2 separate regions of the Mus musculus genome follow, and region 2 is linked to region 1. Evidence: chromatin loops called from intact Hi-C (ENCODE). Cell type or tissue: gastrocnemius. All regions are shown on one strand. Links, peaks and the distances in the headings refer to the core of each region. The heading gives the core; the rest is flanking DNA. Region 1 overlaps Pcca (propionyl-Coenzyme A carboxylase, alpha polypeptide). Region 2 overlaps Clybl (citrate lyase beta like).

Region 1 (2,921 bases), core at 99-2,598:
TATAAAAATAGTAAGGGACCCAGTTTTTTGTCAGGATCTGGGCCTCTCAGGAGAAATGGTCTGAAGACAGCCTTAGCTTTGTTCACATTGAGGCTTAGTTGTGAGATAGCTGAAGTATTGGTTCTTAAGCCTATTTGCTGTGGTGAAAAGCTGTTAAATTGTATTCTCAGTATATACTTTTCCTAAATTCATATTTTGAAGTTAAAGAAAACCAGGGGGAAAATAGATCTGAATGCTACAGTGAAAACTAATCCCTGGGGCAGAATGCCAGCTGGTCACGTAGTAGTGACACCCTAGTGATGCTGCTAGAAATGAAACCCGCCTGATGCACACGTACCTCTAGTGCTGCTGGACTTACTGCCCGGTACACACGAGCCTCTAGTGCTGCCGGACTTTCTGTTCCAAGGGAGATAGAGCACAGATACTAAAACTGTGCAATTTGGCCCAATTATGTCCCCCCTTGGTTCCCAAGGATTTAATGAGGGCCTTGGAAGTACAATTCATGGGTGATGCGTAGTCCCTCTGCCCAGGGTGTCGTCAGACTGACAGCAGCCTGCTTTTCCCTTGTCATTTATGACTCAGATGAATTTTAATAGGAGCAAAAAGCTTTTATTTGTGCTGTAATTTCACTTAAGGATCATATCCTTCAGGAACTGGCAGACATTTCTATGTCTTGATTGCAAAACACACACTCAGGAGTAAAGAAACACCCAGAAGATGTTATTATTCAACCTGTCACAGTGTCGAAAATCTGCTTGGAACCTAGGCTATCAAAGCTCTTCTGTGGGGCCTCCCCCACCTGCTTTAAATAGGCCCTGTAAAGAGCCACTTGGAGAGTGCCACTGTCCCCAGGCAGAATCAAAGTGGGAATCAGATTCTGCCTCGGCCTCCCTGCCAGCATGATGCCCACAGGAGGCTTTGAGTTACAGCAGCTTTCCTCCAACAAAATGGAGCTGCCCAGTGGGTGCTGCTTCTGTCCTCCCCAGAGAGACCGGATCTGGTGGGAACCAGAAACCAATTCCCTACCTCAAAGCGTTTTATTTTCTGTTTGGGTAGAGCGAATCGTGGTTCATATATTTATCTGGGATGTTTCCTGTCCAGTAGGTATTGTCTGTATTAGAAATGTTAAGATTGACTTGTTGGCCATCCACCTTTGCTATGCCATGAAAACTGATGTGCCTGGCATTTTCCGTGTTTTACAAATCTTGGTGCTATCATATCTCGGCCCAAAAGATATTCTCATTACATCTTGTCTTTCTACTAGCTGGCTTGTCATATGAGAAAAGGCTACATGGTAATGTGCCTAAAAGGAAAAACATTTTGATGTGAATATAACATTTTATGTCACTGAGAAATATTTGAACGTTAAGGACTTTTCTCTTCTTTTCTCAAAATGAACACTGAAGCCTTTGTCTCTATTTAATAATCTACATGGTGTAGCTGCTTCAGAGGTGTGGGAGGCGTGCGACAGCAATCTGCTGCCATCTACTGGTATGCACTCGGTGTCACTGCCTTTTCCCTGAGGCTGAGGGACTCAAAGGATCTGGTTCCTCTGCTTTGCACTGCTCGATCTCTCACTCACTCGGCAGTGTTCCTCAAGCAAAATCCTTACTGTTTTCCTTTACAAAGTTCTGAGATGGTTTTCTTAAAGATCTGTGATACTTTTTTATATATCACTAATTAATCATGAGTAATTCCTTTAAAAAACCTGTCTCCGTTATGAATAATGTTATGTGGAGGGTTTTAGAATGTTTGACTTTAAAGGATATTATTGTAATTTTAGTTTAAAGCTAAAAGCAGATTTTGAATAAGTGCTGTTTTAGATGATATTCGTCATTTGACCTCTGTTGTGCTTTTTCTCTTTCAAGTACAAAGTGCACATTTTAACCAAGCTTGCTGCAGAGCTGAACAAATTCATGCTTGAAAAAGTGCCCAAGGACACCAGCAGCACTCTGTGCTCCCCGATGCCTGGAGTGGTGGTGGCCGTTTCTGTCAAGCCTGGAGACATGGTAAGAGTACTTCTGTGTGAGGGATATGCTGGGCTCAGACTTCCCCTACAGAACAATGGCACCGACAGGAGCACGCTCCCAGTGGCCTCTTCTAACCCACAGGACGCTCATGGTACAGGTGTGCATTCACTCTGTATACCTACTTCACATCTGAGTTGTGTGGGTGACAGTGCCTCCTCCCAACTTGTGTGTGTGTAGGGGTGGGGGTGTAGGGGCGTGGAATAGAAATGAGGACAGACATTCTCTTCTTTCTCAAATTTGTAAAATTTACATTTACTTTGCATTGTTCCTTATTCCCTGGCCCTCTAGATATGAAGCATGCTTGAGGAATTCATGCCAGAACATATTAACCCTGACAGGGGTTTCTAGTTGCAGGATTTCTGAACTAAATGTCTAACTGGGGAGGAAAATTAAGGAAGCCTTAATCCTATAATCTGTTCAAAATCAGCCCACTGTTGTAAGGTGGAAAGTGAAATTCATAACTGGAAGCTTTATTCTTGACTTTTTAATAGCAGAGCTATATTATATCCCTTATCTGCTCAGTCCCATAACTTGCTGTGGACAAATGTGTAGGATACATACATCTTTCTTTTTCTTTTTCTCTTTCTCTTTCTTTTTCTTCAATCAGCTGCTTAGAAGCAAAAGTAAAAAATGGTTGAAAATGCAACTGGGAGATTCCCAGAGGCCCTTAAGTACTTGTGGAACCACTTTCATGGGCTATGTGCTAATTCTACTGTGAATCTGACTGAAGCCACTGGACTTTGCCTAATTTTCTATAATCATTATGTTGAGATAGCACCTGATTTTTTTTTTTATTAATACAGATAGAGCATCATGTTAACACTTAGAAAAATCCATGGAGGGGACATTGGCTTCTAGAAAAATACAGAATAAGAATGATCAAGTTGGATT
Region 2 (2,921 bases), core at 134-2,633, 690 kb before region 1:
GATCCCTGAGTTTTCTTTCTTGGGACATGCAGGGGTCGATCTCCCTCTCTGCCTTCTGGGGGATCCCTGGAGGCAGCTCTTGACTTGTGAACTTGCAGGTTCAAAGCCTATGGCTTTTGCAGCCTTTTGGAGCTTGCTGTCAAATCATCTTCCAGAAGGACCGGTTGGTCACATTCTGGACTGCAGGCTGCCTTGTAGAGCCTGCCTGCACCTCTTCCTCAGTATTTGCAGGTCCCATACTTGGTAAAACAGGCACGGAATGTGGGCTACAGAGCTGGTAGTGCCAGGAGTACAAAGAACCCTGTTCTCTGGCAGTCGGCCTCAGCTGGCACTCTGACCTACTACCGGGGAGACCATGTCTTTCTCCTAGCTAGGCTTCTGAGATCCACAGAGGTTAATAATAAAGAGCTGAGAACCAATGTCCCTGTGGTTTTTATAAGCATGTGGGAGCTGGTGGCAGCCGCTGAGAATGGCTGGTGTTCTGCAAGTAGCCGCAGAACCCTTCAGATACTGATTGATACAACCTTCCAATACTGCAAAATATAAATGAGAACAAAGCCTTCATTATACCTCTGCCCCTTCCCCTTCACGAGTGCCACATTCAATTTCTTCATTTTCTGAAAATTATAGTTCTTTGTTTTGTTTTTTGTTTGTTTGTTTGTTTGTTTGTTTGAGACAGTCTCACACTGTAGCTCTGGCTGTCTTCTAGACCAGGCTGGCCTCAAACTCAGAGATCCCCTGCCTCCTGAGTACTAGGATTAGAGATGTGCACCACCATACCTGGCAAGTTACAATTCTTATTTGTTTGTATGTTTTTGTGTGAGAGTGTGTGGACAGGTGCTGATGACACAGCTCATGTAGGGGTCAGAGGTAACTTACCTTTGGGGGTTGGTGAAGGAGGATCAGAAGTTCAAGATCAGCCTTAGTTAATAGCAAGCTAGAGGCAAGCTTGGGTCACGTGGGATCCTGTCTTAGAATCAAACAACAAAATAAAACCGTTCTATATTTCTAAAATGGCCTCTTTCCCCTTTAACATGAGCCCATCTATAGAGCTTTTGAAAGATTTAAATGTATTTATTTGTATGCATATAATTAAAACATTGTCACATACACATTGATTAGAAGGAATGGGGGCTTATGTAGAGGCATGTAAACTTCTCTTGCCTTATTATCTAATCTCACAGTGGCCTTTGGAGAAGGCTAAGTTGGGTCCAAAATAAAAGTTTAACGTAAAAAAAGGAAGCATGCAGCCCCAATGCCAAATGTAGCTCATCCCTGAGACACTAGAGGGCGCTCTAGCCACAGAGATATAGCCGATCTCTGCAGTCGTGGACAGCCCTCACAAACAGGCTGTTTTTCTTAGGATAGGTGGGCATGTTTTCCTGTTTGTTCTTTAAGACAAATGAGAGACACTAGTCTACACTGCCCTATAAATAGTCCGTTTAGAAGTTGATAGTAGACTTAAGTTGCACTGTACTCTGGATACCTGTGACCTTCCCTCTTGTTGCCCTGGGCTGCCTGTGCCAGCCTGGGGCATTTCGCTCCTTAGATCTCAGGTCAGATGTCACCAATCAGGGAGGTCTTCCTGGCGTCCCTGTGACAAAGCATGGCAGCCCAGCACCCTCAGCAGCTGCCTCTGTATCCTCTCCTCATGCAGCCTGGCTCTCCCCATCACTTCTTCTCCCAGAAGTATCAGGTGTTTATTTCTTGATTGTCTGTTCGACCTCCCTCCAGGCCACAACAAATATTCCCAACACCAGGAATGTGGCCTGCTTATTCTGTTGCTTTGTCAGGAAAGGCCTTGCTGGTCTGGAATCGAGTTGGTGGGGTGGTACCTGGCCTGACCAAAGCCTGGGTTTGATTTCCAGCTCTGTAGAGACTCAGCATGGTGTTGCAGTCCTGAAATCTCAGTTCTCTCTGACCTCAGTGGACACATCATGTGTGCATACCAACCAACAAACATACATACATGTACACATGCACACACACACACACACACACATATGCACATGTATACACACATACATCTCTGACCTTCATGGACACTCCTGTGTGCATGTCAATATACATATGCATACACACACACCACACCTCTGACCTTGGTGGACACTCCTGTGTCCATATCAACACATACACGGAGATGCGCACGCGCACACACACACACACACACATCTGATCTCAGTAGATGAGTATGTGTGTATACCAACAAACACACACATGCACACATAAATACATACTCAGTTAAAAGATAGGAAAATCAGGCCAGGAGTGGTGATTCATGCCTTTAATCTTAGTTCTCAGGAGGCAGAGGTAGCAGATCTCTGAGTTTGAAGCCAGCCTGGTCTATGTAGTATGCTCCAGGACAGCCAGGGCTACACAGAAAGACCCTGTCTCAAAATTAAAAAAAAAAAATTAATTAAAAAAAATTAAGAATGTGACACATCGGGGCTGGTGAGATGGCTCAGTGGGTAAGAGCACCCGACTGCTCTTCCGAAGGTCCAGAGTTCAAATCCCAGCAACCACATGGTGGCTCACAACCATCTGTAACAAGATCTGACTCCCTCTTCTGGTGTGTCTGAAGACAGCTACAGTGTACTTACATATAATAATAAATAAATCTTTAAAAAAAAAAAAAAAAAAGAATGTGACACATCAGGGTTTAGAGAGATGGCTCAGTGGTTAAGAGCATTAGCTGCTCTTCCAGTTGACCCAGGTTCACTTCTCAACACTCACATGGTAGCTCACAGCTGCCTAACTCCAGTTCCAGGAGACCCAACACACATGCAGGCAAAACACAAATGCACATTAAAAAAAAAAAAAAAGTGACACACTTGTCATCTGGATTTGGTCTTTGCACCACAGCAGGCTGAGAGCATTGTTGTTTTGTTTTGGGGTTCATTTTTGCTATAATATGTACCAGT

What was found. A loop is a pair of places that touch in the nucleus more often than their neighbours do. Peaks named below come from ENCODE experiments on the same cell type or tissue, not always from the same donor. Only the 100,000 strongest peaks of a DNase experiment are listed, where the experiment ranks them.
Region 2: a loop joins it to region 1, with 4 times the contacts of the local background. A loop is called at or near these places in 8 of 42 quality-filtered maps.

Annotation. Positions count from the first base shown.
Region 1 is chr14:122,874,896-122,877,816 of GRCm38, forward strand. Pcca (propionyl-Coenzyme A carboxylase, alpha polypeptide) reads left to right here. Exons shown (of 24, transcript NM_144844.2): 22 at 1,869-2,009. Among named protein-coding and RNA genes, the nearest start is that of Gm46488, 35 kb to the right of the region's middle. In gastrocnemius, for the core only: a CTCF peak has its summit at 1,483 (motif pointing left); DNase peaks (open chromatin) are centred at 285, 898, 1,494 and 2,034; H3K27ac peaks cover 743 bases.
Region 2 is chr14:122,189,810-122,192,730 of GRCm38, forward strand. The region is part of intron 1 of Clybl (citrate lyase beta like); the gene reads left to right. Among named protein-coding and RNA genes, the nearest start is that of Clybl, 9.6 kb to the left of the region's middle. In gastrocnemius, for the core only: a CTCF peak has its summit at 1,292 (motif pointing right); DNase peaks (open chromatin) are centred at 316 and 1,293.